Regions from separate parts of the Homo sapiens genome. Here region 2 is linked to region 1. A link is a contact called in ENCODE Hi-C or POLR2A ChIA-PET data. All regions are on one chromosome and are shown on one strand. The core of a region is the stretch at or near the end of the contact, and the rest is flanking DNA. Distances in the headings are between cores, read along the strand shown. Region 1 has its middle 93 kb from the start of LINC02628. Region 2 overlaps NRP1 (neuropilin 1).

Region 1 (3,949 bases), core at 600-3,099:
TACCAATTGTCATAGCCATCCAAGGATACAGATGTATTTCATAAATAGTCCTCTTAGTGTGGCTTAGGGATAAAAGTTTGTAGACACCTGCTCCAAACTTTGAACATTGAATTTAAGGTTGGCCAACCTCAGGCACTCTGGTGTGTTATTTATAAATAATAATTCTTCACCCCCCTCGTCCTCTTATCTGTCATATGAAGAGCCCATGGGAACCCTTAGCATCAGGAATCCAACTAATTTCCATTTGATGGGAGGATACAGCTGGACTTCCTACCCCCATACTGACATTCCTACTTGGCAGAGGCGTGACACTACCCTTATTTAGGATTCAAGAAACTTGCTATTTAAGATTTAGGAAAAATTCCTTTCTTCCAGGGACATTTCTCTTGAACATGTTTTGTTTCACATGTAATTTAGTGGTCACCTAGGGGCCAAAGAAAAACAGAGACTTTTGTCTATTTGTTTATTTCTTAAGGCTATCATGAAAGAAAATCCACGAATAACTTGAGCTGTCAATGGAAACCTTTTTTTAGGACTAGATCTCTCCTTCACATTTAGGTAGTGACTGGGACATTTATGGAAGAAAAATAAATAATAATAATAATTATTATGATAGCTTATCATTGTTCAGCCTTTGTTCTGTGCCAAAGATACAGATGATCTCATCTCATTCTTACAACAACCATGTGAAATTGGTGCTATGATTAATTTCAGTTTCACAGAAACTGAGGCCAGTGAGGTTAAGAAACTTCCTAAAATCACACGCAGCTAGTTAGTGTTGCAAAATCTGAACCCAAGCAATATGTCTCAGTAGCATGTGCCCTCTAGTATATATGTGTATATATATGTATAGGATAAAAGGATTCATACTTTTGTAGCAGGTATAAATCTTAGTCTATAAACTCAGATGCTTTATTTTCCATAAATCAATGTAATATCCTCTCTAAGCCCTTTTCCCACTGGGCTGGAGGAAATAAAAGCTTGACCATTCTTGAGGTTTCTCTATCACCATCTTCAGCAGATTTGAGCAGGGCTTGGGGATCTGCCTGACATGTCAAGATATTGGATAGACTAGGCCCCTCTGTTTGATGCCTGTTGAGAGGCACATTGTCCCTGGCCACGTGATAATCTCTGTTCTGTGGGCTTCTGTACCAAGCTTGGGACCAAGAGTCTTGGGGCACTTCCCCAGGTGTATCACACACTCACCTTCCCTGAGGTCCCGCCATGGCCTCAGGGAGCAGGAGCAGATCCTCATACTCTTGGACTAGGGAATTTTTTTTTCTTTTTTTTTTTTTTTTGAGACAGTCTCATTCTGTTGCCCAGGCTGGAGTGCAGTGGCGCAATCTCGACTCACTGCAACCTCCACCTCCCAAGTTCAAGTGATCCTCCTACCTGAGCCTCCAGAGTAGCTGAGCCTCCAGAGTAGCTGGGAGTACAGGCATGCGCCACCACGCCTGGCTAACTTTTGTATTTTTAATAGTGACGGGGATTCACCATGTTGGCCAGGCTAGTCTTGAACTACTGACCTGAGGTGATTCACCTGCCTTGGCCTCCCAAATTTCTGGGATTACAGGCGTGAGCCACTGTGTCTGGCCTGGACTAGGGAAATCTTAATTGCTCTGAGAAAATGCAATCTCCTCTTCTTTCCTCCCTCCCTCCTTCTCTGTCTTTTACTCTCTCTTCTCTCCCCGTGAGAGAGCTGCACTTTGCACTCTTTCTTAAGCCACCGATCTTCTCAATGGACTCAGAATTTTGACAGCTTTTACAGTAGGGAACCCTACCACAGCACGGACCTTGATACCTCTTTGAACAGGCGAAGGTCAAGGCAAAACACAGAGTGAAAGCTTCAATAAATATTTCAAAACACACTCTTGCCACATCACCTTTCGCTTATTTTTACAATATGCTGCACGCTTACTCACTCTCACACTCACAAACATAACTGCACAAACATCATTTCCCATTCTTTTGATGTTTAAATACTTTCCTTCTCCTATCAGATGAAGTTTATATTATCTAGGCTTTGTCTCTGACAATTCTGATGTTGTTGTTATGGAAATATGTCAAGACATTTCTTTGTAAAAATTCCCAATGAGGCTGGGCACAGTGGCTCACACTTGTAATCCCACCACTTTGGGAAGCTGAGGTAGGAGGATCACTTGAGTCCAGGAATCAAGACCAGCCTGGGCAACATTGTAAGACCCCATCTTTACAAATAATAGTAATAATAATTAGCTGGGCATGGAGTGCATGCCTGTAGTCCCAGCTACCCAGGAGGCTGAGGTGGGAGGATGGCTTGAGCTTGGGAAGTTGAGGGTGCAGTGAGCTGTGATCATGCCACTGTGCTCTAGCCCAGGTGACACAGTGAGATTCTATCTAAAAAAAATTTTCCAATAAACTTTACATTATAGTGATGCCCCTGTGGTTGTGGGCAATGTATAAATGATTTGACTAATTTTTTCCCATATGTCAATTCAACCCTCAATATTTTCCAAATTTATCTTAGAATTTATATTTAAATTTATGAATTATCTTGAAAGACCTGATTGTTTGGAATCTACCCTCATCTATTCTACTTATTTGAATCTTTAGAAAGATTATTAAAGGAATATTTAAGTGTGTTGTTTCATGGAAATTAGGAATACCGAGTTATAATGTAAATATATTCATTCAGAAACTGGGGTGGGGGTCGGGGGGGAAGTCCTCAGGGAAGATACAGTATTCACTATTGACGTTGGTTTAATATTGCTTTGTACAGTTGTTTAATATGTACGTTGTTTGTATTTTATCTTGTATATATCTCTCCACCACACATTAATCCTTGGACTGTTAGTACATACAGAACACATGTCGGGATGCTTTCTCAGTGGACCTCATCTTCAGGGATCATTTTATTTCCACAGTTTAGTGCCTCCTTACTAGAATAGAGAACTCCATAATTTTTTCTAAAGATTCTATCAGTCTTGATCCAATGTGCTAGGTGATAAATGACTGAACGCTGGCCCCGGAGGGGAAGTTAGCAATGAGTCATGCTGTCTCCTAGTAACCAGTCAGTAAATAGCTTCCAGCAAATATTTTAAACCTCAAAGCACACTTACCTTTGGTATTATCCTTAGACAGACTATCCTCATCTATATCTGCACTCTCATCTCTCTTTCAGAACTTCTAAGAAAGGAGAAAAAGTGGGATCGGGTTTGCATATGACGTCACCCCCTTGAAAACCCACATGAAAACATTCCTACCCCAGGGAGTCTGTCTCAACAAACCTTTTCCTTGATTTGTTTCTCTGTATTTTGCTTGCCCTCAAATGTTATGAAGCCATGTATACTCCACGTAATTTTCATTTGTTTGTTTCTAGATAGGCCCTTCTATGTAACTATTCAATGAGTCCATACTGATGTGTGATTTCAGAGTTTAGCATGGAGGTCAGCACACGATCAGAACAGAAAGCGACACTCAAGCACCCTGCTCACACATCCCACCAATGACACTGTTTCAGACTAATTAATTTACATGTGTAAAGGTTATTTAAAACATAAATCCTCCCTAAGTGAGAGGTGGGAAAGGGGAGAATTAAGCCTATTAATCTTGTTCACCTTATCCCCACGTAAGACTGTTTTCTTTAGACATTTAGGGTCAGACTCTGTAGCATGGGAGTCCTTATTAGGGATATGGAAAAAAACACGAGAGTTCGTTTTGGAGCATGGAACATCAAAAGATGTGTCTATGTAAATGAATGCAAAAGGCTACTTTAGATGGACAGAGAGCAGCAAGAGAGCTCCAGACTTTAGCAAAGGAGGGATGCAAAGAGAAATAACTAGGAAGGGAAGATGAGTAGCAGGAACCAAGGTCACTGTGAACCCTCTTAGCCTAACTCTAAGGTACGGCTGCAAGTCTCTGAATTAAACTGTGAGCCTTTTAAAGATGTGATTTCTTCTGTTTCCTTGTT
Region 2 (3,949 bases), core at 645-3,144, 240 kb before region 1:
GGAGGCTGAGGCAGGAGGATCTCTTGAGGTCAGGAGTTCGAGACCAGCCTGGCCAACATGGTGAAAACCCGTCTCTACCAAAAATGCAAAAATTAGCTGAGTGTGGTGGTGTGCACCTGTAATCCCAGCTACTCGGGAGGCTGAGGCAGAAGAATTGCTTGAACCTGGGAGGCGGAGGTTGCAGTGAGCCGAGATTGCTCCACTGAACTCCAGCCTGGGTGACAAGAGCAAAACTCTGTCTCAAAAAAAAAAAAAAAAAAAGTCTAACCTCACCACCCTATTTAAAATTTCAACCTATACCTCCCCACTCCCAACTTCTCATCCCTTGACTCTGCTGTACTTTTTCTTGCTTTCATTTGGGGAGATTTGTTTATAGCACTTCTCACCTTCTAACATTTCATGCACATAATTCATTTATTTGTAACGTGCATTGTTTATTGTTTCCTTCTACCTGGCAGAAGAGAAACTCCAAAGGGCAGCATCTTTCATTGTTTTGCTTACCCTGTGGCTAGGATGGTGCCTGGTACATGACAGATGCTCAGGAAATATTTTTTAGGTATATGAATGCATAGGTCAATGACTATAAATGATGTATTGAGGTGACTCAAATTCCCTAAGATGAAAAATCTGTAGAGAATGTACAGGGAACCTGTCTAAATTAGGAATGCCCAAACATTCTCGTTCCTTTTCCAAATTTTTGTTTTGTAGCATAACGGATGCATAGTTTAGCCTTAAAATTTTATTAAGTACTCAACCTCTCAGGTCCTTGGTCTCTGCATTTATAAAATGAGTGGTTTGATGTAATGGAATTACTAAGAGCCCATCCTCTTACAATCTGTGAATTAATGATGAGTAGCCAGGTCAGTGGATGAGCAAAATAGTTTAGAGAGAAAAACTATGTGTTTGTCTCAATTATATCACAAAAATAGCTAAAAGAACCTTTTGTAATCTTTCATGGCCTCAGCTTCTTATCTATAAAATGAAGGAATTGGACTAGATAATTACTAAGGTCTTCTTGAGCTCAAATATTTCATCACTGCTCTGAATATAGAGAGTTTTGCTTTGTTTTCCAGTGTCCTTTTGAGGTTTTTTTTAATGATTCATGTATCATGAGACTTGTAAAAGAATACTGGTGCCCTTCCTCCAGAACCTTCCCTTTTTGGGGTGCTTCCTGTCATTCTTACCATCAGGGAATCCATCCCAGATTTCTAGCCGGTCGTAGCGACAGAACATCCCCCCTGGAGGATTTGAGTCAGGCTCCAGGTCAAAGCTTTCAAATTCCAGGATAATCTCTGACATCTTTGGCACAAAGACAATATAAGTGCATTCAAGGCTGTTGGGATATTTTTCAGGGAATCCGGGGGACTTTATCACTCCACTAGGTGTTGTGTAGTTCTGGGAACATTCAGGACCTATGAGTAGAAGAGAAAAAGGAGTAAAGTGAAAATCCCACTTAAACAACTTCCCCAAGAAATAACCTGGGTAAAGACAGAACATCTTTCTAATAAAAGCCCGCCAGTATAACCACTGTTCTAATCATGTATTAGTCAGCCTTTTCATATTAGTAAAATGGGTATGGAAAGTCAAGTTCAGATTTATTGTGTTAACCTTAGCTTTCCATTTGTATGGAGCAATTTAAAGACTTCTGCTGTTGCAGGGAAAAATATGACAAATATAAAATCATGTGGGAACAATGAATGAGTAAGCTGCAGAAATCTCAACAGAGCCCTAGAGAAATAATTATGGCCCCTTCAAGCTTAAACCTTTAAATCTTGAGGCTGACAGCCCTTTATTGGTGAAATAGAACATTTATAAAGGCGAGGGAGAGAATTCAGTGGAGGCAGTTTGGGTTTCAGATTCCTACACCAGTGACTCAGTAACTCTGCCAGATGTGACCTATGCCTCTTTGACAAACGAAATGTGAAAGGTAATTCGTACATGTACCAAGGGTGAGTGACTCATTCTGAGTGGTGTTGACACAGGTGGGCCGGTAAAGTGTGGCTGTTAGTGAGGGCACGATAAACTGTGATTACAGGCCATGATGCCGGAAGTCACCTGATATCAATGCTGACATCCTAACCTTCCCCGAAGTATCAGACACAGTATAGTACGCCATTCTAAAATTGCATGTTAATAGATGTGTGTGTGTGTGTAATGCATATATTTATAATGTGTAATTTTAATGACTGTTCAGTACCACCAGGACTTTACAAATTATGGTGATTTGTCATTGAAATTGGTCAAGAGCATCCATGCATATAGTGCAGGTTGACCTTATGCCTGTATGAATGACTCCAATTTCAATTCATGGTAACCAGCATAGGGTGGTATTCACTACACAATTCAAAAACTGCCCTTCTTGGCCGGGTGTGCACAATGGCTCATGCCTGTAATGCCAGCACTTTGGGAGGCTGAGGTGGGCGGATCACCTGAGGTCAGGAGTTCGAGACCAGCCTGGCCAACATAGGGAAACCCCAGTCTCTACTAAAAATAGAAAAATTAGCTGGGCGTGGTCGTGGGCACCTGTAATCCCAGCTACCCAAGAGGCTGAGACAGGAGAATTGCTTGAACCCGGGAGGCAGAGGTTGCAGTGAGCCGAGATCACACCACTGCACTCCAGCCTGGGTGACAGAGCCAGCCAGACTCCGCCTCAAAAAACAAACAAACAAACAAACAAACAACAACCAAAAAAACCCAAAACTGCCTTCTCTACCAACATGAGCACATCAGCTCAGTCCCTGAATACCACCTGCTGCTATGATCTTCAAATAGCTACACTTAAGACACTTGTGAATCAGAGAAGTCTTTATCCTTTTGAATTTCAGGATCAAATCTGGGGGTGTTCAGTTCAACAACTCTTTTCCTGCATCATTTTCTCACAGTGGCTTGAAGGCAGACGTGATGGGGCCCCGGCAATGACATGCAAGGATTCAATTCTAAATAAGGTGCTTTGTTGAGATTGTTCTTAACTAAACATTCTCCCAAAGTGCCAGGCAACTAGAGGCGACTTATTAGACATCAATAGAGATTAAAGTTAACTAACTAGCAGGTCTCTAGTTTTAGTGATTCAGGTCAGGAGGCTGAATACCAACAGAGTGCATCTGGCAGCCTGTTGAGAAAACAAATCAATCCTTTCCTCCTCATGCACATATCGGCTATCCATGGATCCATGGCATTGCAGATGCAGAAGAATTCTTAGATGGGCCCAGTAAACCTGGTCTGCAGAGGTCTGACTTATTTGAAATACCTCTCAAACCTTCTTGGACGTGGCTCACCCTTCACCATGAGAGCTGCAAATGCTTATCTATTTGATTCTGGTTCAAAAGTTGGTAACGTGGCAATTCGCCAGGTCAGTTCCAGGTAGAGATTATGACATGTGCTGTATGGTTTATAATCTTAGTTTCTAAATTACTCTGGTGGCTTCTGAGATGACAGCGACTATGCTAATTTGAGTCATTTATCCACAAAGAAAAAATATATATATACATACATGATATTGGGGACCCTTTAGGATTTTATATCCACAGTGTAGAAACAGTTACCCTGGAGACCTCCAAACTCTTCCCTGGGGAAAAAACCGCTTTGGCTACATTCTTGTAAGCCATGGTTTATTAGTATCTGCATGAAACAGCAAGGTTTCATGCAGATACTAATATTTTCTCCTTCTTAAAAAGATAAAATGTTTCAGTTCAGATTAAGATTTATTGAGAAAAAAATGACAGGAATTAAGGTCATACTTTCAAAAGCAAGTGAATTTTGGTGCTTTCACTTTGCCCTTGTCATGCTATGGAAGTGATCCCAGGTTTTCTTGTGTATTTCGACAAAACATGGGGACATTCCATGGGGCGATGGACAAGAACTGGATGGAGCCCCAGGAGACCTGAATCCCAGTCCTGAGATTCACTCACCCGCTGTGTAAACTTGGGTGGCCTCTCAACATTTCTGGTTC

The links. Hi-C counts contacts between places; a loop is a spot of excess contacts on that map. ChIA-PET counts read pairs that join two places held with the same protein, here RNA polymerase II (POLR2A). Pooled maps may share reads with other maps.
Region 2: a map with no recorded cell type shows a loop between it and region 1 (4-fold over the local background). The contact joins two enhancer-like sites. A Hi-C loop is called at or near these places in 1 of 37 single-sample maps with no recorded cell type and 3 of 50 pooled maps. POLR2A ChIA-PET finds 5 or more read pairs at or near these places in 2 of 52 experiments (BJ and OCI-LY7).

The regions. Positions count from the first base shown.
Region 1 is chr10:33,506,307-33,510,255 of GRCh38, forward strand. No RefSeq gene overlaps it. Among named protein-coding and RNA genes, the nearest start is that of LINC02628, 93 kb to the right of the region's middle. Within about 2 kb of position 1,850, at least 8 of the 41 ENCODE cell types and tissues checked have a DNase peak (open chromatin) inside an H3K27ac peak, as active enhancers do.
Region 2 is chr10:33,262,462-33,266,410 of GRCh38, forward strand. It overlaps NRP1 (neuropilin 1), which reads right to left. Exons shown (of 17, transcript NM_003873.7): 4 at 1,185-1,412. Among named protein-coding and RNA genes, the nearest start is that of NRP1, 70 kb to the right of the region's middle. RefSeq lists an enhancer at 1,265-2,464. Within about 2 kb of position 1,895, at least 10 of the 41 ENCODE cell types and tissues checked have a DNase peak (open chromatin) inside an H3K27ac peak, as active enhancers do.